6 separate regions of the Homo sapiens genome follow, and all the other regions are linked to region 1. Evidence: chromatin contacts called from ENCODE Hi-C or POLR2A ChIA-PET data. All regions are on one chromosome and are shown on one strand. The core of a region is the stretch at or near the end of the contact, and the rest is flanking DNA. Distances in the headings are between cores, read along the strand shown. Region 1 holds the start of HACL2 (2-hydroxyacyl-CoA lyase 2). Region 2 holds the start of F2RL3 (F2R like thrombin or trypsin receptor 3). Region 3 holds the start of SMIM7 (small integral membrane protein 7). Region 4 holds the start of C19orf44 (chromosome 19 open reading frame 44). Region 5 holds the start of CC2D1A (coiled-coil and C2 domain containing 1A). Region 6 holds the start of HSH2D (hematopoietic SH2 domain containing).

Region 1 (4,846 bases), core at 1,346-3,845:
CACCGTGTTGGTGAGGCCAGGGCCTGCTGTCACTGCCGCCACGCCCACCGTCCCTGGAACACAGAGCCCATCACAGCCATGCCCACTCTCTTGGCCATTCTTCCACCTCTGAAAAACCCCTACCCTCACAGACACTCTAGCCCACAGTCCAACCAGTCCCCAGCCCTCTCTGCAATGCCCTCACCGGACAGGCGGGCCATAGCATCAGCAGCAAAGACGGCCGTGACCTCATGGCGTGTGTCCACCACACGGATGCCCAGTTTCTCACAGGCCACCAGCAGCGGGGAAATGTGCCCACCGACCAGCGTGAAGATGAACCGCACACCATGGGCCCTCAGCACAGCGGCCACGTTCTCTCCGCCATGCCGGACGCTTGCCTTGTCCACCTGGGCCCAAGGACAGGTGGAGCAATAAAGTTAAAGGCCAGGGCAGAGGGCAGCTGGGAAAGGGGGCAATCCCCCTGCCCCAGGTAAGGGGGCAGGAGCAGGGTGAGAGGTCAAGAGAAGCTTGGTCTTGGTTAGGCATATATTATACTACATGCCAGGCTCAAACCAAGGCATAACATCTTATCAGATCCTCTTGTCATTACATCCCTCTTACAGCTGAGGACATCAAGGCTTGCCCAAGTAAGACTGAAAGTTCAATAGAACCCACGCTCTTAAGTGCCCCACTGTTACACTGCCTGTCTCCAGGATGGCAGGGCAATCAGGGAGAGAGGAGAGGGTTATATAACCCAGGGGGTTTGGCCAGGGGCACAACGCACGCAGAGCAGATGGCAGGGAGCCATCTGCTGTGACTCCTCCCTGCCCTCCAGTATCCTTGCAGAGCCTGGCAGCTGGGCTCCTGATCCCAGCCTCCCTGATGCCCTCCTGATGGACGCTAAACAGGCCCAGGGCTTAGTTGACAGGCTGCCAGCCACCATGTGCCTGGCACGGGAGTGAGCTGCTGGCACAGACTGTGCCGAGGCCTCCCAACTCCAGCTGCCTCACAGCCCTACACATCCAAGGCTTGCTTTAAATCTCCTAAGTCCTGAAGGTCAGTGGCATCACTCCTGGCTAGCAGAGGAAGCAGTAGAGAAGGGTTTGGGGAGGGAGAGGTCAAGCTTGGTCCCTGCTAGGAGAGAAAGGGTTGAGGAAGGGGTCTGGAGAAGGGGTAAATTTCAAACAGAGGTGCAAGGAGTTTAGGGGGACACCTGTGGGGTCAGCTCTCTCCAAACATGTCACCTAGGGCAAACCACCACACAATCTCTCTGAGCCTCAGCTTCCTCTTGCAGAAAATGAAGACAGAAAGAACAGCACCTACTTTCAAGGAAAAGGTAAGGGGTAGGTAAGAAAGTCTACAGTACTGAGCTCAGCAGAGGGCAACTGTTATGAAACTGTCACTGCCACCCCCTCGCTGGAGCCTGCCCTCTGCCCCATTTATCCCATCCAGGTTAGGGAGCACAGAGTGCTGTCCATCTGTTCTGTGAAAAGAGTCACTGGGGAAGGAGGTAGGTGGGGTGCGAGTGCCCCGGCAGCGGCAGCTTCCGTGTTCTCTCTTACCAGTGGCAAAGTCCAGGCCTCCATACACAGCGTGGCAATGGAGACAGGGCCCTGGACAGAACCTCTTACCAGTCCCTCTGGACTAGTCGGGGCTCGCTTTCCCACCCTGCACAATGAGTGAGCTGGAAGCAGCACCACGAGGCCCCTCCCTCTTTGACTGCCCCCAGCCCACCTCCCATTCTGTGCCCCGCACCTTGTGCAGCAGCTGATAGAAGAGCCCCAGGCGGTGAGCGGCGCCCAGCAAGGCGGCCACCAGCGTCCCGCAGGCCAGGAGCAGGAAGGAGGGGAATAAGCTCCCAGCGGGGGCGGCGGCCGCGGGGGTCTCCATGAGGTGGTACCTAAGAGAGAAAGGGCACTTCCCAGACTTGGGCGCGACAGGGAACCTCTCCGGAAGAAATCGCGCCCCTTCTCGCAGCAGGATCCAGGGCCACGACCCTTGCCGCCAGTTTCTGTGCGGCCACGCCCCCAACCCTGCCAGACCACGCCCTTTGTGCGCCTAGGCTCGGGGTGAAGCCATGCCTCTCCGTGACAAGGTCACGCCCCTCGCGGGGCTAGCCCCAGTCCTTTACATCACCACCACTCCCACCCAAACTAGCCACCACAAGTCAAGGTGGCGACGACAGCACCACACAGTTATCTTCCACTTACCTACTTGTCAATGGACAGGCGGAAGCCCCGCCTCTCTTTCCACAACCGGACCCCAAATCTCAGCCCCAGTAGTGAGCCCGCCCCATGTTACGTCACCAAGAGGCACGAGGTCACGCCCCCGGGTTAGCGGGCGCGACCCTCCACGCAACCCACGCCTCTCCCTTAAAGAGCGCACGGGCCCGAGCCTGATCCCCGACCCCGGGCCAGGCTGGGTCGAGGTCACATCGCATCAGGATGTGGTTCTCCCACACCAGCTCGACCCCCGACGCTATTCACCTTCACCTCCAGGATATGGCGCTGCCTCCAGCAGAATTCGGCCCCCTCCGTGTCACGTGACCCGGGAGCGTGGCCGTGCCCGGGTGGCCCACTTGGCTCAGCGGCGCCCCGTAGTCCGGCCCGATGCGCATGCGCACAGTCGGAGCCCCGCTCCGGGGCCACCCGAAAGAGCCTTGCCTCTACTGGCCGCCTCCCTCATAGACCCCGCCTCCCCTTGCCTTTCATTGGCTCGCACTGCAGACCTCACACCCATTTTATGTTTTAAAACCAGGAGGCCACGCCCCTCAGCGGCTTCAGGAGCCCAGACCTTTGGGGGCCCACCTTCCGCAGCTTTCCATTGGCCCCACGGTGGAAGCCCGTAGGTTCAGGCCCTCCGAACACAGCTCGCTTTCCACACCAGCGGGGCCGTACCAGAGCAAGACCATGTCTCACAAAATAATAATAATACTTAAAAAATGGTAAATTTTATGTTATGTATATTTTCCACACTATAAATAAATATTTGTGCATGTATATATATATATGTGTATATTTTTTGTATAATAGGTATAGTAGTAAGCAAAGGAAATTCACACTGAGTCACATTCTACAAAATGCCTAACCAGACCTCTACAAAACTGTCAAGGTCATGAAAAACAAAGACTGAGGCACTGCCACAGACTAGAGGAGGGAAAGGAGCTGTGACAACTAAATTCAATATAGTACCCTGGACTGGATCCAGGAATCAAAAAAAGGACAAATTTGTGGATAAAGTTGGTGAAATCCAAATAAAGTTTGGAGTTGAGTTAGTAGTAATGAACCAGTGTTAATCTTTTTGTTTCAGTAAATGTATTATGGTTATATAAGATGTTAGCATTCAGGGAAGCTGGATAAAGAGTAGACAAAAATTATCTTGCTATCTTTGCAGCTTTTCTGTAAAGCTAAAAAAGAAAAAAAAAGTCTTAATAACAAGGATACAATTTTCCAGAGAGAGAGAAAGATGTTGTAATAGATGTAAATTCTTTCTTGGGAGACAAAGCTTTAACATGCTCCAAGACTAATTATCTGACCAATCTCTCCCCAGATAAAGAAAGATTGTCACTAGGCAAATGTCCAAAAAGCTTCTCAGCCGAAAGCTGGATTATTCAACAGTCCCTGAAACAAATATACACAGAGGACAAGTGATTTTTTTAAAAAGGGAAACAAGCCTGGCATGGTGGTCCATGTGTGTAATCCCAGCACTTTGGGAGGCCAAGACAGGAGGATCGCTTGAGGCCAGGAATTTGAGACCAACCGGGGCCAAAAAGTGAGACCCAGTCTCTCCAAAAAACAAACAAACAAACAAACTTAGCCAGGAGAATCGCTTGAACCCGGGAGGTGGAGGTTGCGGTGAGCTGAGATCACGCCATTGCACTCCAGCCTGGGAAACAGAGCAAGACTCTGTCTAAAAAAAATTTTTTTTAAAAGAAAAAAAATTAGCTGAGTATGGTGGCACGTGCTTGTTATCCCTTTTGCTTGGGAGGTTGAGAAGGGAGGATTGCTTGAACCCAAGAGGTTGTGTCTACAGTGAGCTGTGATCGTGCCACTGCACTCCAGCTGGGGCAACAGAGCAAGACCCTGTCTCTAAAAAAAAGGGGGTGGGTGTGGGGCAGGGGAGGAAACAAATACCATGTATCTAAATTGATCGAAATTTAAAGAGAAGTGCAACAAATTATTGAGTTAGAGGGATACAGTAAGGGCCTCTCTTAGGACAAGCAGAAGGACTCTCTAAGGAGGTGACAGTTGAGCAGAGAGACCAGGAGGAAGTGAGGACATGGGCCCCACAAGGATCTGGAGAAAGAGTAATCCAGGTAGAGAAGATGGCACATGCAAAGGCCCTGAGGTGTTTTATTAATTTCCTTTGATGGCCATAACACATTACCACAAATTGGGTGGCTTGAAACAACAGGAATTAATTCTCTTACACTTCGGGAGGCCAGAAATTCAGCATGGAGGCATCAGTGGGGCCATACACTCTCTCGAGATCTTTGGGGAGGATCCTTACCTTCTCCAACTTCAAGAGGCTCCAGGCATTCTTTGGCTTATGGCTGCGTCACTCCAATTTCTCCGTATATCTTCAGATGGCCTTATTCCCTGTGCCTGCATCTCCTTCTGTATCTTTTTTTTTTTTTTTTTTGAGACGGAGTCTCACTCTTTCGCCCAGGCTGGAGTGCAGTGGCGCAATCTCGGCTCGCTGTAACCTCCACCTCCTAGGTTCAGGCAATTCTCCTGCCTCAGCCTCCTGAGTAGCTGGGATTACAGGCACACACCACAACACCCGGCTAAATTTTTTTGTATTTTTAGTAGAGATGGGGTTTCACCATATTCACCAGAGTGGTCTCGAACTCCTGACCTCAGGCAAT
Region 2 (4,846 bases), core at 668-3,167, 1.8 Mb after region 1:
CAGTGGTGTGATCTCAGCTCACTGTAACCCCTGCGTCCTGGGTTCAAGAGATTTTCCTGCCTCAGCCTCCTGAGGAGCTAGGACTACAGACGTGCGCCACCATGTCTGGCTAATTTTTGTATTTTTAGTAGAGACGGGTTTTCACCATGTTGGCCAGGACGGTCTCGATCTCTTGACCTCGTGATCCACCCACCTGGCCTCCCAAAGTGCTGGGATTACAGGCGTGAGCCATTGCGCCCGGTCGTGCATCACTATTTTGATGCATCATCTTCAAACCACCCTGCCCCAGCATCACTGGACTGCCGGTGTGCCCAGCCTCCCCTGCACAGCTTCCCACTCTGCTCACAGAGAAGACGGTGGAGGGGGGAGCCCAGGCGTGGGTTTTCCGTGTGCTGAGGGTGTCCTCAGCCACCTTTTTCCCCAAGTCATTGACGTGAAGCTGATTTTCTCATTGGTGGCCATGGAAACTGCCCAGAAATGGGAGCAGGGCCTCTGAGACCCTGCCCCAGCTAGACTCTCTCTCCAGGCTTCAGTGTCTCCTCCTGGAGCTGGGTGTTGACTCTGTCCAAGACTCTGCTCAGTCACTTCCTGGCTGATCCCCGAGTGCTCAAGTGTGTGATGAGATTAGGGCTCCCCCAGGCAGGAAACGGCCACATTGGACCCCTCCCTCCCCCATCCCTAGTTCATTTTATTTTCCCCAATCCTCATGGCTCCCAACTAGGCCCTCCTGCTCCCAGACCCCCCCAAGCCCTGTCCCCCATCCCCTGTAGCCCAGCGCTGAGCACACTGGGGCCAGAACCACCCATACCAGACTCCCCCAGGGCACGACGGGTTGAGGCCTCTCTGAGGCAGGGAGGGACAACACTGAGGGGCCTTGTGCAGAAGAGGGAAGGGGTACCCCCCCGAGCTTCAGTTTCTTCATCTGCCCGATGAGCCCCCATCCAATGGTACCCAGGAGTGGGGATGTGCTGGGGCTAGAGGAGGGAGGCCCCCTGGAGGCTGGCTTGGGGACCCTTCAACCTGGCCACCTCACTCAGGGTCAGAGGTCAGAGCAGGCGAGCCACACACCCCGAAGTCCCCCCGGTCCTCGGCAGGTGCTGTCCCCAGCATCACTGTCTCCCCTACAGATGCCCGTGTGTCCCCTGGGCAAGAGTGAAGTGAGGCACTCATACAGGGGTGCCTTGTGAGTATGGGGTCAGCCGAGGATGCTGAGGGGCTCTCGAGGTTCAGCCAGAGTCCCTGACGCTGGGCTCGTGCTGCTCTGGGGGTCTGAAGGGACCCTCGCTATTACCCTCTGGGAGGCGCCCATCCTTGGTTTTTTTTTTTTTTTTTGCCGAGTCTCGCTCTGTTGCCCAGGCTGGAGTGCAGTGGCAAGATCTCGGCTCACTGCAACCTCCACCTCCTGGGTTCAAGCAATTCTCCCACCTCAGCCTCCTGAGTAGCTGGGACCACAGGCATCTGCCACCAAGCCCAGCTAATTTTTGTATTTTTATGAGAGATGGGGTTTCTCCATGTTGGTCAGGCCGGTCTCAAACTCCCAACCTCAGGTGATTTGCCTGCCTTGGCCTCCCAAAATGTTGGGATTACAGCCGTGAGCCACCGTGCCTGGCCTAGCAGGGCTCTTCTTATCCTGCTCACCAGAGATAGGAAGTCGGGGGGTGACTTCAGGAAAGGCCCAGAGCCCGTGATGGGCGTGGGGATTGGGGTGAGGACAGGGCTGTCGTGAGAACAGTGGCTGCAGATGTGAGCGGCTGGCAGGAAGTGGCCACTTGAACCGCAGATGCTTCCTGGGCTGGTCAGGGACCGGGGGTGCTGGCTGCAGCTGGGACCCCCCCCCCTGCATCTTGCTGGCCTGGCACCTGGGTCCCTGGGAGGCGCCACACTGGATATAGCCACGTGGGGCAGCCCGGTCTCCATAACCCACACTCCAGTCCTCCCACGGGCTGGCTGGCAAGCGGCCCTGGTGGGTCTGCGGGGGCAGGGGCAGCCTTCCTGGTTTATCTCTACCGGCGCGATCTGCTCGTCCGCCTCGGCTCCAGAAGCTGGGGCTCAGGGTCCGGCGAGGCAGGAAGCCTGAGGCCACAGCCCAGAGCAGCCTGAGTGCAGTCATGTGGGGGCGACTGCTCCTGTGGCCCCTGGTGCTGGGGTTCAGCCTGTCTGGCGGCACCCAGACCCCCAGCGTCTACGACGAGAGCGGGAGCACCGGAGGTGGTGATGGTGAGTGGTCCTGGCTTTGGGGTGCAGAGATGGGGTTACATCAGAGATGGAGCTGGGGGCCCGGAGCTGGGGAGGGGGAGGCCGGGAAGTTGCGGGCTTCAGCCCAGCCCACTCTGTATCCCGTCTCTGACCCCATAGGGCTGGGCTATTCCCTTGAGTGTCATGTCCAGCTGTTTCCCACCAGGGCAGACCCCAGGCTCTGAGCACCTCCCTCCCTGCTGCTTCTCGTCACCTGCCGAGGCAGGGGCTGACTGAGGTCCCCTCTCTCTCCCAGACAGCACGCCCTCAATCCTGCCTGCCCCCCGCGGCTACCCAGGCCAAGTCTGTGCCAATGACAGTGACACCCTGGAGCTCCCGGACAGCTCACGGGCACTGCTTCTGGGCTGGGTGCCCACCAGGCTGGTGCCCGCCCTCTATGGGCTGGTCCTGGTGGTGGGGCTGCCGGCCAATGGGCTGGCGCTGTGGGTGCTGGCCACGCAGGCACCTCGGCTGCCCTCCACCATGCTGCTGATGAACCTCGCGGCTGCTGACCTCCTGCTGGCCCTGGCGCTGCCCCCGCGGATCGCCTACCACCTGCGTGGCCAGCGCTGGCCCTTCGGGGAGGCCGCCTGCCGCCTGGCCACGGCCGCACTCTATGGTCACATGTATGGCTCAGTGCTGCTGCTGGCCGCCGTCAGCCTGGATCGCTACCTGGCCCTGGTGCACCCGCTGCGGGCCCGCGCCCTGCGTGGCCGGCGCCTGGCCCTTGGACTCTGCATGGCTGCTTGGCTCATGGCGGCCGCCCTGGCACTGCCCCTGACACTGCAGCGGCAGACCTTCCGGCTGGCGCGCTCCGATCGCGTGCTCTGCCATGACGCGCTGCCCCTGGACGCACAGGCCTCCCACTGGCAACCGGCCTTCACCTGCCTGGCGCTGTTGGGCTGTTTCCTGCCCCTGCTGGCCATGCTGCTGTGCTACGGGGCCACCCTGCACACGCTGGCGGCCAGCGGCCGGCGCTACGGCCACGCGCTGAGGCTGACCGCAGTGGTGCTGGCCTCCGCCGTGGCCTTCTTCGTGCCCAGCAACCTGCTGCTGCTGCTGCATTACTCGGACCCGAGCCCCAGCGCCTGGGGCAACCTCTATGGTGCCTACGTGCCCAGCCTGGCGCTGAGCACCCTCAACAGCTGCGTGGATCCCTTCATCTACTACTACGTGTCGGCCGAGTTCAGGGACAAGGTGCGGGCAGGGCTCTTCCAACGGTCGCCGGGGGACACCGTGGCCTCCAAGGCCTCTGCGGAAGGGGGCAGCCGGGGCATGGGCACCCACTCCTCTTTGCTCCAGTGACACAAAGTGGGGAAGGCTGTACTGGGTCGAACAGGGTCCCTTCCCCCACTTCACGTCCTTCCTGGGACCTCAGAATGTGACCTTATTTGGAAATAGGGTTGTTACAACTGTCACTAGCGGAGGTCACTTTGGAGAAGGGTGGGCCTTACATCCAGTGTGGGTGGTGTCCTCATAAGATAAGGAGAGGCCAGGCCTGGTGGCTCACGCCTGTAATCCCAGCACTTTAAGAGGCCAAGGCGGATGGATCACTTGAGCCCAGGAGTTCAACACCAGCCTGAGCAACATGGTAAAACCCCATCTCTACCAAAAATACAAAAATTAGCTGGGCTTGGTGGCTGGCGCCTGTAATCCCAGCTACTCAGGAGACTGAGGCAGAAGGATCGCTTGAACCTGGGAGGCAGAGGTTGCAGTGAGCCGAGATTGCGCCACTGGACTCCAGCCTGCGTGACAGAGAGCCTGTCTCTAAATTAATTAATTAATTAATTTAATTCAATTTTAAAAAGACGAAAAGTGACGGCCAGGTGCAGTGGCTCACGCCTATAATCTCAGCACTCTGGGAGGCCAAGATGGAGGATTGCTTGAAGCCAGGAGTTTGGGACCAGCCTGGGCAACATAGGGGGATCCCATCTCTACACACAAAAAAATTTTTTAATGAACCAGGCATTGTGGCATGCGCCTATAGTCCCAGCCACTCAAGAGGCACAGGCGGGAGGATCACTTGAGCCTGGGAGGTTGTGGTTGCAGTGAGCTATGATTGTACCACTGCACTCCAGCCTGGGCAACAGAGCAAGACCTTGTCTCAAAAATAAACAAACTAAAATTAAAAAAAGAAGACGAGAGATAGTGGGTGTGGTGGCTCACACCTGCAATCCCAGCACTTTGGAAGGCCGAGGTGGGCAGATCATCTGAGGCCAGGAGTTCAAGACCAGCCTGGCTAACATGGTGAAATCCTATCTCTACCAAAAATACAAAAATTAGCCAGGCGTGGTGGTGGGCACCTGTACTGGGGAGGTGCCCACCCAGCTACTGGGGAGGCTGAGTCAGGAGAATCGCTTGAACCTGGGAGGCGGAGGTTGCGGTCAGCTGAGATGGTGCCACTGCACTCCAGCCTGGGCGAAAGAGCGACTCTGTCTCCAAAAAAAAGAGAAGAGGAGAGGACACAGAGACACACAGAGAAGAAAGCCATGTGGCGGCAGAGGCAGAGATGGGAGTGATGCGGACGGACACAAACTAAGGGATGCCACGATGCCAAGCACAGCCAACAGCCACCAGCAGCCAGGAGACAGGCCTGGGACGGGCTCTCCCT
Region 3 (4,846 bases), core at 2,347-4,846, 1.5 Mb after region 1:
ATACACACTGCAGAGACCCAACATGGCATGTGCATGGGGAAGGGTGGGAGGTAAAAAAAAAGCCTTTCCAGCCGGGTGCCGTCGCTCAAGTCTGTAATCCCAGCACTTTGGGAGGCCAAGGAGGGCAGATCACCTGATGTCAGGAGTTCGAGACCAGCCTGGCCAACATGGCGAAACCCCATCTCTACTAAAAATACAAAAATTAGCTGGGCATGGTGGTGGGTGCCTGTAATCCCAGCTAATAGGGAAGCTGAGGCAGGAGAATTGCTTGAACCCAGGAAGCGGAGATTGCAGGGAGCTGAGATGGTGCCACTGCACTCCAGCCTGGGCAACAGAGAGAGGCTCCATCTCAAAAAAAAAAACAACAAAAAAACAAAAAACAGGCTTTCTGAGGAAGTGCCAGAGCTCCAAGTTCTGACCTCAAACATGGGCAGTTTAACAAATGTGAGCTCAAATCCTGCCTCTGTCCTTCTGCACAGGTGACCTGGTGACCTGGGACCATCCCTGCACTATCTATGTGCATTCCCTCTTGTGTCAATAGGGGTGTCAGGCAGCTAGGAAGACCTTAGCACACTGCCTGGCACGCATGACGCTCTCAACAAATGCAGCCACTATGGTATTACAGTTAAGCCAGGCAAAGAGGATGGAGGGCAAAGAGCAGCTCCCACAGGGGAAGCAGCAGGTGCAGCACCTGGGCTGGAAGGAGACTGGACACAGCAAAGCAGGAAGCTCCTGACAGAGCACTGGTGCCCTGCCTGGCATCCCTGTCACTGATGCTCCTGCCACTTTGTGCCAAATCTCCCGCCCACTGGAGCTCTGATTCGGATCTGTACAGTGCAACTCTAGGGCCTGGTAGTGCCTTCCACGTGGGGGTTAAGTAACACATGGCTGCTGAGTCAATGTATGAATGGATGGATCAATGGATAGACGGACAGATGGTCTAGTGATTGAGTGCACAACCGCTAGAGTCAGAAAAACCCAGGTTCTAATCCTGATTCTCATTGATTCCCTATGTGGCCACAAAAAAGTTGAGCCACATCTCTGACCCTCAGTTTCCTGATCTGTAAAATGGGAAAGTGACCATTATCTTTTAAGAATGGAGGGAGAATGCAACACTAACAGGAAGCACCTAACTGGGTCAGCACCCAAGGGCAGGCCCCCAAAAAGGGGAGCTGCTGGAGTGTCTTCAAAATCTCAGCTCGGCCAGGCGTGGTAGCTCATGCCTGTGATCCCAGCACTTTGGGAGGCTGAGGTGGGAGGATCGTTTGAGACCAAGAGTTGGACACCAGCCTGGTTAACACAGCGAGATACCTATCTCTACAAAAAACATTTAGAAAATTAGCCAGGCGTGGTAGTAAGTGCCTGTAGTCCCAGCTACTTGGGAGCCTGAGGCAAGAGGATCTCTTGAACCCAGGAGCTCAAGGCTGCAGTGAGCTATGACTGTGCCGCTGCACTCCAGCCTGGGCAACAGAGCAAGACCCTGTCTCTAAAAGAAGAAAACCTCTGTTCCTCAGGGTTCCCCCATCCTTGGGCAGTGCTCCATCATGGCATCCACCGCCTTGACTGTGACGCCGCCTCCTCAAATGGCCTTCCCTTCCACACCCCAGCAGGAGGGCAACCCCATCACCATCCTGTGACTCCCTGCCTCTGTCACCTAACGTCACCTCTGTCACTATCTATTCCCTGCTTAGAAACCATGTGTCCCACCCCATGGTAAGTTCCACTCTATCTGTCTTACCCCTGCTGTACCCCAGCACCTAGCACAGTAGCCAGCATGCGTTAGGTACTCAAATATCTGGTGAATGAAAGAATTAATGAATGGATACAATAGTCATGTACAGATCCCCTTAAGACTCCAAATAGTTACACAATCAAATTCAGCAGGAAGTGTAAATTCTGGGGCCTCCAGGGCCCAGGCAGATGATAGACATATGAAGGGGTTAGGGCTGGGATGAGGCAGAGTCTACAGGCCCCACCTCCTCAGAGTCCTTCTCAACTACACTCAATAGATGCAAACAGCTCTCCTGAATCTTGAGTTGCAGAATGTTCCAATTTTTCAAGAAAAATCAGACATCTTAATTTTTATATAAAATCTCCTGATTAAAAATCTAATGTTGGCATCTAATTTTAAAAGTGGCAGGTCTGCAGCACTCTGAAAGCAACAGCTATGTGTGAGGTTGTTCATTCATTCATTCACAGGCATCGGAGGACGGGTACGGCAAGAACAAAGGATGGGACAAGCCAAGCTAGGGCCTCTTCTCTGAAGTTTACAGTCATATGTGAGGGGCAGACATTAGCCAGATGACAGCAAACATAACAGAACATTATAACGGTAGGAAGTGATGTGAGTGCTCACATCAGGGAGGTCTGGTAGGAGAAAGAAATAGATGACAGAGGTAGGCAGAAAGGCTAGCACATTCTCAGTCATCTCCCACTCACACACACGCTCAATTAAAGAGAAAACTTGTGGCTCACGCCTGTAATCCCAGCTCTTCGGGAGGCCAAGGCAGGGATCACTTGAACCCAGGAGTTCGAGACCGGCCTGGGCAACGTGGAGAAACCCCATCTCTACAAAAAATACAAAATTTAGCCTGGCATGGTGGCACACACCTGTAATCCCAGCTACTAAGGGGGCTGAGGTGGAAGGATCACTTTAGCTCAGGAGGTCGAGTCTGCAGTGAGCCATGATCGCACCACTGCACTCCAACCTGGACAACAGAGCAAGACCTTGTGTCAAAAAAAAAAAAAAAAAAAAAAGAGAAAGAAAGAAAACGAAGGTAGGGCTTGGCGAAACAGAACTGTCCTCTGAAGTGGACCATGCAATTCCAGGATCCAATTAGACCTTACCTGTGCTGGGCTCCCTGGACTCCTCCCCAAAGCCCTGCGTGTCCTTCTTTTTCCTACAAAGAGGAGCAGACAGTGTCCACTTTCAATGGGACATAGAGTCCTCAGCCCCCTGACCCCCAGCTCAGAAGGCCACAAACACTAAGTTTCAGCCCTGGCCCTGCCGCAAACTTGCTGTGTGACCTCTGACGTTCAATACCCTTCTCTGGGCCCCCACTGCCCGGACAATCACAGCCAGGTCAGCAGCCACCGACCGTTTACAAAGTGGCCCGACAGTGCGGGTGCAGGGCGGAAGGTCCGCGGTGGGGCTATTTCTTGGGGGATGGGGCTTAAGCTCTCCAGGAAGGTGAACAGAGGGACAACCAAGGAACGGAGAGTATGGGTTTAAGGTCTCTCGGGGGGTGGGGGGCGAGGAAGATAAACCAGGCTGGAGGCGTGCCCAGAGGGCGGATAGGGCGGGGCCTGCGGCTTGGGGGCGGGGCCTGAGAAGTGCGCCGAGATCACGCTTATGAGGGCGGGGCTACGGGTTCCCCGGATGGAGCCGCAGTCCGGCCGCGACCTACTCACAGCTTAAAGTTCAGCACCGCCCCGGCATTCATCAGCAACGTCCTGCAGAGGGAGAATTACAGTTACTAGGGGCGCCCCCGCGTCCTGCCTGGCTCTCTCTTCCCAGCCTCTGGTCCCCCTAATTACCCGAACAGCAGGATGTCTCCGATCATCGTTACGGCCGAAGCGTCCGTCAGAACCGGAAGCGGAAGCCCCAGGGAGGGAGGGGAGAGGAGCACAAGCCGACCAATCCTAAAGCAACAGTGGCGAGGGCTGGGCCAATCGAAGGTCAAGGCTGGGAGGGTCCCGCCCTCTGCAGGCCAGACCCCCTTAGGGGAGCGCGAGCGCCCCACCTCGCTGGGGAGGCCCCGAGAGCCAGAATGGGAGGAGCGGGGTCTCCTGGGGGCGGGATTGGGTCACGCGTTCGAAGCGTGCCGCGCATGCGTGAGGTCTCGATGCCGTAGGGTTAGCTGGGCAGCAATTCCTACTCACTTTCTGGGGTCCCAAATTGGGCTTCTGGACAAAAGGAATCCTTTGACTCCTGAGCTGCACAGGGTGCGGGGTCCTGACGCAGTGGGGTCCCTAGAAACGGGTGCCCCAACCAACTGGGCTCTAAAATGAGATCCTCCTGGGCCCCATGGGGAACGGGGGTTCCCACTGAGCTGCCCCCCACAAGACGTCCTGATTTGCAGAGCCCCACCGGAGACGGGGTTCCTGATCGAACGGACCCTATGGGGCAGAAAAGTCTTGACGGGGCTCCACAGAGGACCGAGGTCCTAACCTATCTCCACGGGGAACAGGGGTTCTGATTCATGGGGTCCCACCATGGCGTAGGGGTCCTCACTGGGCTCCACCGAAGATCGGGGTCCTAATTGAGCCCACGGGGACAAAGTCCTGGCCGATCCGGCCCCCTGGGAACGGGCGTCCCGCGTGGGTGGGCTCCGTGAGGGACGGGCCCCCAGAACAGGCAGCTCCCCAGCCTCCCTCGCCTTGCACGGGTGCCCCGCACCCCGCCTCGCTGGGCGGAACGGGGTAGCGATGGCAGGAGGGTCAACGCCTGGGACGCCCGACCGTCCAGCTGCGTCCGTGGTGCTGGGCGTCCCCACCACCTGTCCCGGGGTGGGCCGTCGCCCCTCCTCTCCCGCGGGGGCCGGGCCTGGGGTGGCGCCTGGCGGGCGGGGGCGGGCCCAGCTGCGGGGGCGCAGTCGCCGGGCCGCGGGCGGCGGGACGGACGAGGCCGGGGCCCCGGGTGGCACCCGGCAGGCGGGCAGGCGGGCGCCATGGAGCTGCTCTCGGCGCTGAGCCTGGGCGAACTGGCGCTCAGCTTCTCGCGGGTGCCGCTCTTCCCCGTCTTCGACCTCAGTTACTTCATCGTCTCCATCCTCTACCTCAAGTATGAGCCAGGTGAGCCGGGGCGGGGGGCTGGAGGGGACCGGCAGCGGGTGGCGCGGGCCGG
Region 4 (4,846 bases), core at 1,576-4,075, 1.4 Mb after region 1:
AGACAGAGTCTTGCTCTGTTGCCCAGGCTGGAGTGTAGTGGCACGATCTCGACTCACTGCAACCTCCGCCTCTCGGGTTCATGTGATTCTCCTGCCTCAATCTCTCAAGTAGCTGGGACTACAGGCCTATGCCACCATGCTCGGCTAATATTTGTATATATATATATTTTTTTTCTTGAGACAGAGTCTTGCTCGGTTATCCAGGCTGGAGTGCAGTGGCATGATCTTGGCTCCCTGCAACCTCCGCCTCCTGGGTTCAAGTGATTCTCCTGCCTCAGCCTCTGAAGTAGGTGAGATTATAGATGTGTGCCACCATGCCCAGCTAATTTTTGTATTTTTAATAGAGACGGAGTTTCGCCATGTTGGCCGGGCTGGTCTCAACCTCAAGTGATTCGCTTGCCTTATCTTGACCTGCCTGTACAAAAGTAAAAGCTCATTGTGTTGTACCCTGAAGAATGTGCAGGCGACAAGATGTAATGTTTATCTCTGTATTTTTTTCTTTTATTTTTTGAAATGGAGTCTCATTCTGTCACCCAGGCTGGAGTGCAGTGGTACAATCTCAGTTCACTGCAACCTCTGCCTCCTGGGTACAAACGATTCTTCTGCCTCAGCCTCCCAATTAGCTGGGATTATAGTTGTGCGCCACCACACTTGGCTAACTTTTTTGTATTTTTGTGGAGACAGGGTTTCACCATGGTGACCAGGCTGGTCTCAAACTCCTGACTTCAAGTAATCCGCCTGCCTTGGCCTCCCAACATGCTGGGATTACAGGCGTGAGCCACCGTGCCTGACCATATTTTTCTTTTTTTTTGAGATGGAGTCTCACTCTGTCACTGAGGCTGGAGTGCAGGGGCATGATCTCTGCTCACTGCAACCTCTGCCTCCCGGGTTCAAGTGATTCTTCTGCCTCAGCCTCCCGAGTAGCTGGGACTACAGGCATGAGCCACCACACCCAGCTAATTTTTGTATTTTTAGTAGAGACAGGGTGTCACCGTATTGGCCAGACTGGTTTTGAACTCCTGACCTCATGATCCGCTCGCCTAAGGCCTCCCAAAGTGCTGGGATTACAGGCATGAGCCACCGCGCCTGGCCTATTTTTCTTTTTAATACGAAAATTAAAATGAGAAAAAGTACCCACTAACCTTTTCCTTCTGAGGGGCATGGCCCTTGATCCTCAAATGCACTTGACTAGTGTCTATTAAGAGGGGCAATTTTGGTAATGCCTACTAATAACACATTCATATAAATATAATCCAAAGAAGGTTAAATACCATTGCATATTTGACAGTGCTTCAAGTATGATTTTATTATACCAAATAAGCTGAATATGTCTCCTTGGACTTCAGGGGACCTAATACCAATAAAAGTAATAATAATGATAATAGGCCAAGCACCATGGCTCACGCCTATAATCCCAGCACTTTAGGAGGCCGAGGCAGGTGGATTACTTAAGGCCAGGAGTTTGAGTCCAGCCTGGGCAATGTGGTGAAACTCTGTCTCTAAAAAAATTAGCAGGGCATGGTGGCGCACGCTTGTAATCGCAGCTCCTCAGAAGCCTGAAGCAAGAGAATCACTTGAACCCGGGAGACGGAGGTTTGAGTGAGCCAAGATCGTGCCACTGCACTCTAGCCTAGGCGACAGAGCGAGACTCCTACTACCAAAAAAAAAAAAAAAAAAAAAAAGGAATCTTTGGCAATAAAGAAAGGAGAGAGGAGGCTGGATGTTGTGGCTCATGCCTGTAATCCCAGCACTTTGGGAGGCCAAGGTGGGTGGATCATGAGGTCAGGAGTTCGAGACCAGCCTGGCCAACGTGGACCCTGTCTCTACTAAAAGTACAAAAATTAGCCGGTCATGGTGGCGCGCGCCTGTAGTCTCAGCTACTCGGGAGGCTGAGGCAGGAGAATTGCTTGAACCCGGGAGGTGGAAGTTGCAGTGAGCCGAAATCGCGCCACTGCACTCCAGCCTGGGCAACAGAGCAAGGCTCCGTCTCAAAAAAAAAAAAAAAAAAAAAGGAGAGAAGAAACAAAAAAACAAGGAAAGGAGCCCCTTAAGTTCTACCTTTGCCTTAATGTCTTCATCTGTAAAACGGGAATAAAAGCGTTTTGGCTGTGCCACAACTACCTAGAGAGGTTGCTATGGAAATGTAACATTAGGCTCAATTTGGTCCTGATTCTACACTAACCTTTATCTTTCTCTTTATGACCATAAAACTTGCCCGACGAAAGTCTAAAATGCCCAAATCGGGAGTCATTGGTGGACTGCAACCATCGGTTTCTCCAATGCTCTGTGGGGAAGGGGAAATAACACCGGTTAGAGGTGATAATGGTTAATTTGGGCTAAGGGAAGGGTGAAGGGGACCCTCGAGGATTCGAGGGTTCGCTGCCGTGGACCCCGTGGCGACTCTGGCCAGCCTTAGGGGGCGGAGATGGGGGAGCTTACACCTCCGCCACCACGGGCGTGGCCCCTTCACCTCCGTCTAGAAATTCCTCTTGGAAATAGACGGTAGCCAGCGCCACTCGCAGCATGCATATGGCCCAGAGCTGGACCAAAGCCCGGGCCATGGGGGTGTGCACTGCGCTTCCGGTCGCCGCCACCCCTTAGCTCCCAGCTCTCTCTGCGGCTCTTCAGGCGCGTCCCGAAACTACAACTCCCGTCACAACTCGCGATTATGACCTGAGGGTCCCATTGGTCGCTGCGGCGCGGGGCACGTTGGGCCCGCCCCGGAACTACCGCTCCCATGACACCCCGCGATTGTGATTCGGGGCGCCATTGGTCTGCGGGGCGCGGTGCTTCCCGGGAGATGTAGTCTCTTCTGCTCTGGCTCTGTTGCCCAGGGCAACCGCTCCTTCAGGCGTGAATGTGGCGGCTGCCTCTGCGAATGGACGGCGTGGGAAGAGGTCGGCAGGGCTGGTGGGGAGGTGACCTAGCTGGGCGTCCGGGCTCGCGAGGGGGATACGGGGAAATGGGGCCTTCTCCGGGGCTGAGCTGGTTGGGCCGCTGCAGGATGGTCCCGCGCCTCAGTTTCCCTGTCTGGGGTCTATTGGAGCATGGTCCTGCGCGGGTCGCTTCATAGCTGGGGAGAAGAGCAGGATGGTCTCAGGGGCGCCAGGGTTTTCAAGTTTTGGTTTGTTGATTTGTAACAACTTTATTGAGCCTTCATTTACATACCATAGTGTTCGCCACTTTTAAGCTGACGACTCCGTTATTTTTAGTAAATCTACAAAGTTGTGAAGCCGTCGCCACCATCCAGCTCATCCAGCTTTAGAACTTTGCGTCAGGCCGGGCGCGGTGATTCACGCCTGGAATCCCAGCACTTTGGGAGGCAGAGGCGGGAGGATCACTTGAGGCCAGGAGATCCAGACCAGCCTGGGCAACCTGGCGAGACCCCATCTCTAAAAAAGATAAAAATAAAAAATTAGCCAGGTGTAGTGGCACGCGCCTGTAGTCCCAGCTACTCAGGATGTTGAGGCAGGAGGGAGGATTGCTTGTGTCCAGGAGGTCAAGGGCTGCTGTGAGCTGTGATCATGCCACTGCACTCCGGCTAATTTTTTGTATTTTTAGTAGAGATGGGGTTTCACCATGTTTGCCACGCTGGTCTCGAACTCCTGACCTCACGTAATCTGCCAGCCTTGGCCTCCCAAAGTGCTGGGATTATAGGCGTGAGTCACAGCACCGGCCCGATCTGCTTTCTGAGTTTATTGGTTTGCCTTTTCTTGACAGTTCTTACAAATGAAATGATAGGGTGTGTGGAGTTTAGTGTCTGGCTACTTTCTTTTTTCTTTCCTTTTTTTTTTTTTTTTGAGACAGATTCTCGCTCTGTTACTTAGGCTGAAGTGCAATGGTGCGATCTCGGCTCACTGCGAACTCCGCCTCCCAGGTTCAAGCAATTCTCCTGTCTCAGCGTCCTGAGTATTTGGGATTACAGGCGCATGACACCACGCCCCGCTAATTTTTGTATTGTTAGTAGAGACGGGGTTTTACCATGTGTGTCAGGCTGGTCTCGATCTCCTGACCTCGTGATCCGCCCGCCTTAGCCTCCCAAAGTGCTGGGATTACAGGCGTGAGCCACTGCGCCCGGCTTGGCTACTTTCCCTTAGCGTGATGTATTTGAGATTCCTGCGTGCTGTTATATTAGTATTTGTTTTTTAAATTGCTGAACTGTATTACACTGTATGGATGGACCATAGTTTGTAATCCATTCACTAATTAATGGATAGTTACATTGTTTTCCGTTTTAGTCTACTAGGAGTAATAAATATTATGGGGCCAGGTATGATGATGTGGGATTGTAATCTCAGCATTTTGGGAGGCTGAGGCTGCGGATCTCTAGAACCCCAGGAATCTGAGAACAGCCTGGGCAACACAGTGAGACCTTGTTTCTACAAAAAGTTAGCTAGGCATGGCAATGTGTGTCTGTAGTCCCAGCTACCCAGGAAGCTGAGGTGGGAGGATCGCGTGACCCCGGGAGGTCGAGGCTGTAGTGAGCCATGATAACACCACTGCACTCAGCCTGGGCAACAGAGTGAGAGCCTGTCTCAAAACAAAACAAAACTATTACGAACATTTGCATACATTTGCATTTCTCTTGGGCCACATGGGAGTGGAATCCCTGGATCACATGGTAACTCTATGTCTAACCTTTTGAGGAACCAACTGTTTTCCACATTGAGGACTACATAATTTTACAATTCCCCCAACAACATATGAGGGTTCCAATTTCTTTATTTTTTTTAGAGATAGGGTCTTGCCCTATCATCCGGGCTGGAGTCCAGTGGCACGATCATAGCTCACTGCAGCCTCAAACTCCTGGGCTCAAGCAATCCTCCCACCTCAGCCTCCCGAGTAA
Region 5 (4,846 bases), core at 1,728-4,227, 1.2 Mb before region 1:
AGCTCTAAGGGCAGGATTCTTCACCTTGGAGGACATTTGGGGCTGGATCATTCTCTGTGGCTGGGGGGCATCCTATGCATGGTAGGATATTTGAGCAGCATCCCTGGCCTCCACCCACTAGATGTCAGTATAATTTCCCCAGTTATGAAAACCAAAAAAAGTCTCTAGGCCGGGCACGGTGGCTCCCACCTGTAATCCCAGCACTTTGGGAGGCTGAGGCAGGCAGATCACCTGAGGTCAGGAGTTTGAGACCAGCCTGGCCAACATTGTGAAACCCTATCCCTACTAAAAATACAAAAATTAGGCGGGCGTGGTGGTGCACATCTGTAGTCCCAGCTACTTAGGAGGCTGAGGCTGCAGAATCGCTTGAACCCAGGAGGTGGAGGCTGCAGTGAGCCAAGATCTTGCTACTGCACTCCAGCCTGGACGACAGAGTCAGACTTGGTCTCCAAAAAAAAAAAAAATAAAGTCTCCAAACATTGCCAGCTGTCTCTGGAGGTCAAAATCCCTTCCTCTCACCTAGTTGAGAAACACTGCTCTAAAGGAAAGGGTAGTGGCTTTTATTATCCCCAATTTACAAAAGGGGAAACTGTGGCACAGAGGAAATCATCCACCACCACACACTGAGCAGAACTGGGATGAACCCAGGTTTTGGGCCCCAGAGTAAAACACTCAGCCACATACCGAGTGGCCTTGTAGTACATCAAGCATTATTCCAGGGGTCATCTCTGGGACTGGTTCCGCAGGGAGGCTGTCCCGCTGCCCTGAAGCCCGGGGAGGCCTCCTCTAAGCTGTGGGACCCCACCAGAGGCTTGCAGAAGCTCCAGAAAACTTTCACTTTTACTTTTCCTGTATGCCCTCTCCGTTATTTCTATTTTTCTTTCTTTCTTTTTTTTTTTGAGACAGGGCCTCAATCTATCAGTCAGGATGGAGTGCAGTGGTACGATCTGGATTCACTGCAACCTCCACCTCCCAGTTCAAGCAATCTTCCTGCCTCAACCTCCTGAGTAGCTGGGACTACAGGTGCCTGCCACCACGCCCAGCTAATTTCCTTACTTTACATTGTAGAGACAGGATCTCGCTATGTTGCCCAGGCTGGTCTTGAACTCCTGGACTCAAGCGATCCGCCCACCTCGGCCTCCCAAAGTGCTAGGATTACAGGCGTGAGCCACCACACCGGCCTTCTATTTTTCTTACCAGCATGAATTAAATCCTTTTTGTCTTTTTCTTTTTTTTGAGACAGAGTCTTGCTCTGTTGCCCAGGCTAGAGTGCAGTGGCACCATCTTGGCTCACTGCAACATCGGACTCCCAGGTTCAAACGATTCTCCTGCCTCAGTCTCCCGAGTAGGTGGGACTACAGGCATGTGCCACAACACCTGGCTAATTTTTGTATTTTTAGTAGAGACGGGGTTTCACCATGTTGGTCAGGCTGGTCTTGAACTCCTGACCTTGTGATCTGCCCGCCTCGGCCTCCCAAAGTGCTGAGATTACAGGTGTGAGCCACCGCACCCGGCCAATCCTTGCTTCCTTTTAAGGAGGTTAAGGCAGTCGTGTTAGCCAGATCTGCAATAAACAAGCCCACATTCTTCCCACAAGCAGAAGCAGAAATCAACAAGTGTCCATTTGAATGAACGTACCTGAGGTCCGCAGCTTCTTCCTCTTAGTCATTTTATCTTCCCCTTGAGAAATCTGAAAACAAGCAAAATCTCTCATCATTATAAGCAGTCTCTGTCTCTGTTTATATCCAGTGGCTTTGGCTGAGAGCAGAGGTTACCCCTACCTCCACCTCAGCCCATTTGGCTGCCCCAGGGGTCAGATGGCTCCCACTGGGACACAGGATGGGACACAGAGTCACAGCCACTTTGGGCCATGGCCAGGTAGGAATTCAAACCTCCTCCAAACTGAAGATCTTATGCCCAGGACCTGAAAGACAAATGGGCCCTGGGGGGTCCTTATAGATAGCCCCGGGGACCCAGACTCTGGTCCCTAGGATGAAACAGCCTGTGTGAAGCCCCTCCCTCCAGACTGGGGTATCTGGGGGCCCTTCCAAGGACACTTGAGGACTCTCCAGGGGCCTCTGGAGACCAGCCTGGCCAATATGGTGAAACCCCCTCTCTATTAAAAACACAAAAATTAGCCTGGGCATCGTGACGCACACCTGTAATCCCAGCTACTTGGGAGGCTGAGACAGTAGAATTCCTTGAACCCATGAGGCAGAGGTTGCAGTGAGCCGAGATCGCTCTACTGCACTCCAGCCTGGGCGACAGAGCGAGACTCCGTCTCAAAAAAAAAAAAAAAAATTAGTCAGGTGCGGTGGCACACACCCGTAATCCCAGCTACTCAGGAGGCTGTGGTACAAGGCCAGGAGGCAGAGGTTGCAATGAGCCAAGATCGTGCCACTTTAAAGGGGACAGCTGGGTCCTTGGAGGGGAAAGAGCTGCCATAGGCCGGTTTCTCCCAGCCTTGGGGGCGAGGCAAACCAGAACGGACCTGGGCCACAGAAGTCGTTGAGGACCCTCTGTCCTTATCAGAAACGAGCTCTGCCTGGATCAGTTGGGAATAAGTCGCTTGAATTATCCGCGTTACTCTTTTTGGAAAAAATAAATGGCCAAATTGGCCCTCACAGAACGCTGGAGGCCTCGAGTCCGGAGGTGAAAGATGGAAAGGCCTGAGGGTGGGCGCTGTAGACCCCGCTCCCGGTGACAAGCCCCACACTGACACTACGCCGACCACCGAGAAGTGAGGACTCCACAGGCCGAGAGCCCACGTGAAGCCGGAGCCCGTCGGTGACTGACAGACGCTCTGAACCCCACAGATGTCGCCGCCCCTCACACCTGCGCGCGCTCTGCCTCTTTCCCGCGCCCCGCGAGGTCCCGCCCCGCGCATGAGCGACGCAAACACCGCCCTCGCAGCCCGCGACAGTCAGCACCGCCCCAGCCAGGCGCCTGCGCGCCCACGCACTACCTGCCGGGAGTTGTAGTTTCGGCTCGGCAGACCCGGCGAGCCCAGTGGCCGCGCTCCGGTGCGGCGGCGCCCGAGGCCCGAGGCGGAAGTGGGACGGCCAAGCAGGGAAGCGAGGGCTCGGGATCGACGGCCGCGGGGCGCCGACGAGGAGTGCAGGACTCAGGAAGGGCGAGTGCGCGGCGACAGAGCCCGGGGAAGGAGGCAGGGCAAGGCCGGGCTTGGGGGCAGGTGGTCCGGGCATCCAGCCTTGAAGATGCACAAGAGGAAAGGACCCCCGGGACCCCCGGGCAGAGGCGCCGCGGCCGCCCGCCAGGTGAGTTTGCGCCCCACGGCCCGACCTGGGGATCCCTCCCCACCCCCGTCACTCGCTCAGGGAAGGGCCCCACCCCCCAGGGAAGCCCGATCTCCGCCCCACAGGTAAGCCCCGGTCCCCGCCTCCCCCCAGGTGAGGCTCCAACACCACCCAAGTGTGGCCTACTGGCCTTGGCTCCCCAGCTCCTGGGGCCCTGCCCCGGGTTCGGGGCCACCTGTTGCCACAGCTGCTCCAGTCGAGGAGGGGCAGTCCTCGGACTTGACACATCAAACCCTTGCATCAGTCGGGCCATGTCAGACTCTTTTTATTCCATTGTACAGATGAGGACTTTGAGACTCAGAGACGTGAAGACATCTGCCCAAGGTCATAGGGATTAACAGCTTGGCCAGGGCTAAGCACAAATCCAGGGCTGCAGCCATAAGCTTATGGCACTGTGGCTGGACCCCTTCTCACTCTCCCGACTTCTTTGCCCCAGGCACCAGATAGTTTGATTTTTCTCAGTTTTGATGGAAGGAGCCCAGGACATAGCTTGGTGTTCAGATATTAGAGTCTGGCTGACCTGAAGTTCCCTCCTGGCCTCTGTACATCGGACACTTGACTTTACAGCTCTGAGCCTCAGCTTTCTCATCTGTAAAATGGAGATCTCTATAATCCCAGCACTTCAGGAGATGGAGGCGGAGGCAGAGGTGGGAGAGTCATTTGAGGCCAGAGTTTGAGACCAGCCTGGGCAAAAGCAAGACCCCCGTCTCGACAAAAAAAGACTAACTGGGCATGGTGGCATGTGCCTGTAGTACTACTACTTGGGAGGCTAAGAAGGGAGGATTGCTTGAGCCCAGGAGTTCAAGACCGCAGTGAGCTATGATTGCGCTACTTCTGCTCCAGCCTGGGTGACAGAACAAGACTCTTTCTCTAAAATAAAGATAAAAAATTAAAAATGGAAGTCCGGGGTGGTGTCTCACACCTGTAATCCCAGCACTTTGGGAGGCCATGGCGAAACCCCATCTCTACTAAAAATACAAAAATTAGCTGGGCATGGTGGCGGGCACCTGTAATCCCAGCTACTCGGGAGGCTGAGGTGGGAGAATCGCTTGAACCGAGAGGCGGAGGTTGCAGTGAGCTGAGATCGCGCCACTGCATTCCAGACTGGGTGACAGAGCAAGGCTCCTTCTCAAAATAAATAAATAAATTCCTTCTGAAAATAAATAAATAAATAAAAAATTAAAAATGGAGACCTCCAAGAGACCCTACATTACAGGACAGTTGTAGAGAGTCATTGAGATAGTTTATGGAAAGTGCTAGAACATAGCACTCAATAAATGTTACTATTATCATTATTACTAGTTGGTGGAACCATACATAATTGCCAATATTTGGCCATTTTTTACCTACAGGAAAGGCAATTTCATATGGTTAAACACGATGTTATCACATCATGATTGGTCATTAGCCAAGATAGGAAGACGGGTCTGCATGGCAAACCTGCATTGTGGTTAGGGGTTCTTTTTTTGTTTGTTTGTTTTTGAGACAGAGTCTTGCTCTCTCGCCCCAGGCTGGAGTGCAGTGGCGCA
Region 6 (4,846 bases), core at 2,347-4,846, 1.0 Mb after region 1:
CCCATGCAAATAAGAGCCCCGATGGTCAGACTTTCCCAGGAGGATCAGAGAAGTGAAGTGAAGTGAAGGCCAGGCCCGGTGGCTCATGCCTGTAATGCCAGCACTTTGGGAAGTCCAGGCAGGTAGATCGCTTGAGGCCAGGAGTTTGAGGCTGCAGTGAGTTGTACTTGCACCACTGCACTCCAGCCTGGGCAACAGAACAAGATCCTGTCTCAAAAAAATAAAAAATAAAAATAAATAAATAAATACTTCAGGCCTATAATCCCAGCACTTTGGGAGGCCAAGGTGGGCAGACCACTTGAGGTCAGGAGTTCAAGACCAACCTGGCCAACATGGTGAAACCCTGTCTCTACTAAAAATATAAAAATTAGCCAGGAGTGGTGGTGCACACTTATAATCTCAGCTACTGGGGAGACTGAGGCAGGAGAATCGCTTGAACCCGGGAGGTGGAGGTTGCAGTGAGCCAAGATCGCACCACTGTACTCCAGCCGGGGCGATAGAACAAGACATCATCTCAAAAATAAAAAGGCCAGATGCAGCAGCTGACACCTGTAATCCTAACACTTTGGGAGGCTGAGGCGGGAGGATCACTTGAACGAGACCAACCTGGCAACATGACAAAACCCCATCTCTTCAAAAATCCAAAAATTAGCCAGGCGTGGTGGTGGTGCTCCTGTAGTCCCAGCTACTCAGGAGGCTGAGATGGGAGGATCACTTGAGCCCAGGAAGTAGAGGCTGTGGTGAGCTGAGACTGCACCACTGCACTCCAGCCTGGGCAACAGAGTGAGGGGACCCTACTCAAAAAAAAAAGAAGAAGAAAAAGAGATTAGCCACAGAGAGGTGAAGTGAGTTGCCCAAGGCAGCTCAGCCCATGAGGTCTGAGGCCCAAGCCAGAGTCTCCCCCAGGCAAACACAAAGGCCTTGCTTGAATTAAGTCACAACAAAGAGTCCTGATTCTCTCACTCCCAACTCATCTCCATGTGCTGTGCTGGAGAGTTGCCTCTCCTAGCATCTTCACATGATTAAGGAGGGCTATTATGCCCATTGCACAGATGCAGAACTGAGGCTCAGAGAGGCTGAGCAACTCACCTTAGGACACACAGCAGGTGAGTGAGAAGCAGGGCTCCACGTGTCTCCTGCTTAGACCTTGTTGACCACAGAGGGCAGACGAGGTGCTGCTGTTGCCGAGGAGGAGCAGGGGGGTGAGAGAGGCACCCAGGGTGAGCCTGGGGTTATCTAGCCCAGCTGGGCCAGGGCAATAGGCCCTTGGGGAGGCCCCCAGTAGGATCTGGGCCCTTTCTGCCTGAAAGGAGAGGAGGAAGTAGTTTTGTTTGTCTGCCTGGGGTACGAGCACACGGCCAGAGCTGGCCAATCTGTTAGGCACACAGGGCCTGCACCCAGGACCCAAGTGCTGTGTGGGACTTCCCAAAGGGCTTCAGCTTATTTAAAATCAGAAGAAAAAAAACTGAACATCCTAATAATAAATATACAATAAGGAATCCAGCCTGGACCACATCGGTCTTAATGCCAACACAGTTGTAAAATAGAATTTTAAGCTGGCACGGCGGCCCACACCTGTAATCCCAGCACTTTGGGAGGCTGAGGCGGGTGGATCACCTGAGGTCAGGAGTTTGAGACCAGCCTGGCCAACATAGTGAAACCTTGTCTCTACTAAAAATACAAACATTAGCCAGGCGTGTTGGTGGGCACCTCTAATCCCAGCTACTCAGGAGGCTGAGGCAGGAGAGTCACTTGAACCAAGGTGGGCGGATCGCTTGAGCCCCAGGAGTTTGAGACCAGCCTGGGCAACACAGCAAGATCCCATCTCCAAAAAAAATATTTTTTTAATTAGTCAGGTGTGGTGGTGTGTGCCTGTAGTCCCAGCTACTTGGGAGCCTGAGGCAGGAGGATCACTTGAGTCCAGCAGTTCAAGACTGCAGTGAGCTATGATCATACCACTGCACTCCAGCCTGAGTGACAGAGTGAAACTCTGTCTCTAAAATAGGTTAGTCAATTAATAAAAATATTTTAAAATATTTTATAATGGAGGAAGTCCTGGTGTGGACCTATGCGTGCCATGAGACCCCAGCCTGTCCAGGCTCAATTCAGTTTCAAGGCCTTTGTGCCTGCTCTTCCCTCCCCCAGCCTGGGCAATATAGCAAGACCCCATCTCTACAAAAAAATATACTCTTTCTGCACTACGCACTCCCCAAATCAAGATGATTCCTTCTCACCCTCAAATGCCCCTTCCTTCACGTCAGTTAGGTCACCTCTGTGGGTTTGTGCAACTGCTGTTCCCACTTCCTGTTTCCCCTTTGGATTTTTTTGTTTGTTTGGGGTTTTTTGTTTTTTTGTTTTGTTTTGTTTGGTTTTCGTTGGTTTTGTTTTGTTTGAGACGGAGTTACACTCTCGCTGCCCAGGCTGGAGTGCAGTGGTGAGATCTCAGCAAACCGCAACCTCCACCTCCCGGGTTCAAGCGATTCTCCTGCCTCAGCCTCCCAAATAGCTGGGATTACAGGCATGTGTCACCACGCCGGGCTAATTTTGCAGTTTTAGTAGAGACGGGATTTCTCCATGTTGGTCAGGCTGGTCGCGAACTCCTGACCTCAAATGATCTGCCCACCTTGGCCTCCCAAAGTGCTGGGATTACAGGCATGAGCCACCGCACCCAGCTGGTGTTTTTTTGTTTGTTTGTTTTGCGGGGGACAGAATTTCCCTCTGTCATCCAGGCTAAAGTGCAGTGGCGTGATCTCGGCTCACTGCAGCCTCTGCGTCCCTGGTCCAAGCGATTCTCTTGCATCAGCCTCCTGAGTAGCTGGGATTACAGGCACCCGCCACCACGCCTAATTTTTGTATTTTTAGTAGAGACAGGGTTTTACCATGTTGGCCAGCCTGGTCTCAAACTCCTGGCCTCAAATGATCCACCCGCCTCGGCCTCCCAAAGTGCTGGGATTACAGGCGTGAGCCACCGCGCCCAGTTTCTGTTCCCCCTTTGTTGCTTTTGTTTTTGTTTTGAGAAGGAGTCTCACTCCGTTGCCCAGGCTGGAGTGCAATGGTGCGATCTCTGCTCACTGCAACCTCCGCCTCCCGGGTTCAAGCAATTCTTGTGCCTCAGCCTCCTGAGTAGCTGGGATTACAGGCGTGCGCCGCCACACCCGGCTGATTTTCGTATTTTAATAGAGACGGGGTTTTGCCATGTTTGCCAGGCTGGTCTCAAACTCCTGACCTCAAGTGATCCGCCTGCCTCAGCCTGTCAAAGTGCTGGGATTGCAGGTGTGAGCCACCGCACCCGTTCCCCGTTCTCCCTTTGTAATGATGTCTCACTCCTCTTCACTGCTTGATAGATTATAGATGCCAGGAGTCAGGGGGCCTGCACCTGTCTCCGTGTCACCCCTGTGTCCTCCAAACAGCAGGCACACAGTAGGTGCTCAATAACAACTTGCTGGGGGCAAGACAGGAGCAAGCTGTCTCTGCACCTGTGGCACCAGATGCTTTGTTGGACTGCAGACAGGGTGACTTGAGCTGTCCTTGTTCCGCCCCCAGGGCTCACCTGCTTGAGGAAACAGGAACTGCCTCGGGGCAGCCAGCCCCGCCCCATTGACGTGCAGACCTTGAATCGAAACCCAGGCTCCTGCAGGCACTGGCACAGCTACAGCGAGGGCCTCGGCCATCCAAGGGTCTCCCAGGTATGTGACCCAAGAGCCTCAGCCCTCGAGGAGACAGAACGTGGGGGCTGGGCTAGGCCAGAAGGAGGGACAGGGCTAGTGGGGCCTGGGGTGGCAGGAGGGATTTTCTAGGGGCATGGGGGAGAGCTTCGTGGAGGAGGGGGTATTTGTGGTGACCACAAATGGAAAATGGAGCTGGAGTTAGGGAAAAGGGGGTCTTGGCAAGACAACAGCATGAGCAAAGGTATGGAGAGGCAAGAGAGAGAGAGCAAGGATGTCTTTAGGTCTAGAATGTGGGTAGCGGGGAAGTAGAGGAGGCTCCCAGGCCAGGGTCAGGAGCTTGAATTTGAGCATGCGGTCTTTCATCACTAGATAGCTGTTCACCAGCAAAGACCCTTGCACCCTCCTCTGTGCCAGGCCAGCACCAGGACACAGAAAAAAACAACAACACAGGAACCTAGCCCTAAGCCCTGATCCCTAGGAGGCCCTCAGGCTGGTGGAGACAGAGCAAGATAAAGACACTCTAGCTCCATGGAGTCATGGCTGGACCAGAGAGAGGAACAGGGGGGAACGTTGGGGACAGAGAGGGGTGCCAGGGTGTTGTCTGGGGGGAGATGCAGGAAAGCTGCCTGGAGGAGGGGACATTTTTACTGGGTTTTGAAGGATAAATAGGAGCTCTTCCAAGTAAAAAAAAAGAATAAGCCTGTAAACATTACCCCATGATAGGTCACAACTGGATTCATGAATATTGTATATATATCTCTATATATACACAGTGCTAGCTAAACTTTCCTAGGTAAATATCATTATTCCCAAATTAAAGACAGAAATACAGGGACAGAGAGCCATTAAGTGACTTATCTGAGGTCACACAGCGGCTAAGTGGGCGAGCTAGGGTTTGAACCCAGGCCATCTGGGTCGAATTCTAGGCTCTTTTTTTTTTTTTTTTTTTTTTTTGAGACGGAGTCTTGCTCTGTCGCCCAGGCTGGAGTGCAGTGGCTCGATCTCAGCTCACTGCAAGCTCTGCCTCCCGAGTTCACGCCATTCTCCTGCCTCAGCCTCCCAAGTAGCTGAGACTACAGGCGCCCGCCACCACACCCAGCTAATTTTTCGTATTTTTAGTAGAGACGGGGTTTCACCATGTTAGCCAGGATGGTCTCAATCTCCTGACCTCGTGATCT

What was found. Hi-C counts contacts between places; a loop is a spot of excess contacts on that map. ChIA-PET counts read pairs that join two places held with the same protein, here RNA polymerase II (POLR2A). Pooled maps may share reads with other maps.
Region 2: a map with no recorded cell type shows a loop between it and region 1 (5-fold over the local background). The contact joins the promoter of F2RL3 here to the promoter of HACL2 in region 1. A Hi-C loop is called at or near these places in 2 of 37 single-sample maps with no recorded cell type and 3 of 50 pooled maps.
Region 3: a pooled map shows a loop between it and region 1 (16-fold over the local background). The contact joins the promoter of SMIM7 here to the promoter of HACL2 in region 1. A Hi-C loop is called at or near these places in 1 of 37 single-sample maps with no recorded cell type and 8 of 50 pooled maps. POLR2A ChIA-PET finds 5 or more read pairs at or near these places in 1 of 52 experiments (PC-9).
Region 4: a loop to region 1 is called in a pooled map, with 14 times the contacts of the local background. The contact joins the promoter of C19orf44 here to the promoter of HACL2 in region 1. A Hi-C loop is called at or near these places in 7 of 50 pooled maps.
Region 5: a loop to region 1 is called in a pooled map, with 6 times the contacts of the local background. The contact joins the promoter of CC2D1A here to the promoter of HACL2 in region 1. A Hi-C loop is called at or near these places in 1 of 50 pooled maps. POLR2A ChIA-PET finds 5 or more read pairs at or near these places in 2 of 52 experiments (activated B cell and activated T-cell).
Region 6: a pooled map shows a loop between it and region 1 (5-fold over the local background). The contact joins the promoter of HSH2D here to the promoter of HACL2 in region 1. A Hi-C loop is called at or near these places in 1 of 50 pooled maps. POLR2A ChIA-PET finds 5 or more read pairs at or near these places in 2 of 52 experiments (K562 and activated naive CD8-positive, alpha-beta T cell).

Annotation. Positions count from the first base shown.
Region 1 is chr19:15,123,191-15,128,036 of GRCh38, forward strand. HACL2 (2-hydroxyacyl-CoA lyase 2) reads right to left here and starts at 2,596. Exons shown (of 16, transcript NM_006844.5): 1 at 2,466-2,596; 2 at 1,735-1,879; 3 at 185-386; 4 at 1-53. The coding sequence starts at 1,869. It overlaps ILVBL-AS1 (ILVBL antisense RNA 1), which reads left to right and starts at 970. Exons shown (of 3, transcript NR_186314.1): 1 at 970-1,035; 2 at 1,274-1,315; 3 at 2,737-2,984. RefSeq lists enhancers at 1,336-2,101, 2,102-2,865, 2,360-2,449 and silencers at 2,050-2,099, 2,670-2,739.
Region 2 is chr19:16,887,082-16,891,927 of GRCh38, forward strand. F2RL3 (F2R like thrombin or trypsin receptor 3) reads left to right here and starts at 1,918. Exons shown (of 2, transcript NM_003950.4): 1 at 1,918-2,217; 2 at 2,492-4,846. The coding sequence starts at 2,109. The coding sequence ends at 3,540. RefSeq lists an enhancer at 2,593-3,192.
Region 3 is chr19:16,656,548-16,661,393 of GRCh38, forward strand. It overlaps SMIM7 (small integral membrane protein 7), which reads right to left and starts at 3,597. Exons shown (of 5, transcript NM_024104.4): 1 at 3,538-3,597; 2 at 3,412-3,453; 3 at 2,848-2,900. The coding sequence starts at 3,563. It overlaps TMEM38A (transmembrane protein 38A), which reads left to right and starts at 4,592. Exons shown (of 6, transcript NM_024074.4): 1 at 4,592-4,794. The coding sequence starts at 4,671. RefSeq lists silencers at 4,190-4,389, 4,410-4,659.
Region 4 is chr19:16,493,569-16,498,414 of GRCh38, forward strand. It overlaps C19orf44 (chromosome 19 open reading frame 44), which reads left to right and starts at 2,826. Exons shown (of 9, transcript NM_032207.4): 1 at 2,826-2,897. It overlaps CALR3 (calreticulin 3), which reads right to left and starts at 2,599. Exons shown (of 9, transcript NM_145046.5): 1 at 2,471-2,599; 2 at 2,183-2,284. The coding sequence starts at 2,561. RefSeq lists enhancers at 1,863-2,363, 2,364-2,864, 2,499-2,928.
Region 5 is chr19:13,903,224-13,908,069 of GRCh38, forward strand. It overlaps CC2D1A (coiled-coil and C2 domain containing 1A), which reads left to right and starts at 2,978. Exons shown (of 29, transcript NM_017721.5): 1 at 2,978-3,278. The coding sequence starts at 3,219. BRME1 (break repair meiotic recombinase recruitment factor 1) reads right to left here and starts at 2,894. Exons shown (of 9, transcript NM_001345843.2): 1 at 2,492-2,894; 2 at 1,639-1,690. The coding sequence starts at 1,669. RefSeq lists a silencer at 3,293-3,352.
Region 6 is chr19:16,140,089-16,144,934 of GRCh38, forward strand. It overlaps HSH2D (hematopoietic SH2 domain containing), which reads left to right and starts at 3,597. Exons shown (of 6, transcript NM_001382417.1): 1 at 3,597-3,686. RefSeq lists enhancers at 2,890-2,939, 3,038-3,732, 3,220-3,379, 3,460-3,719, 3,860-3,939 and 2 more.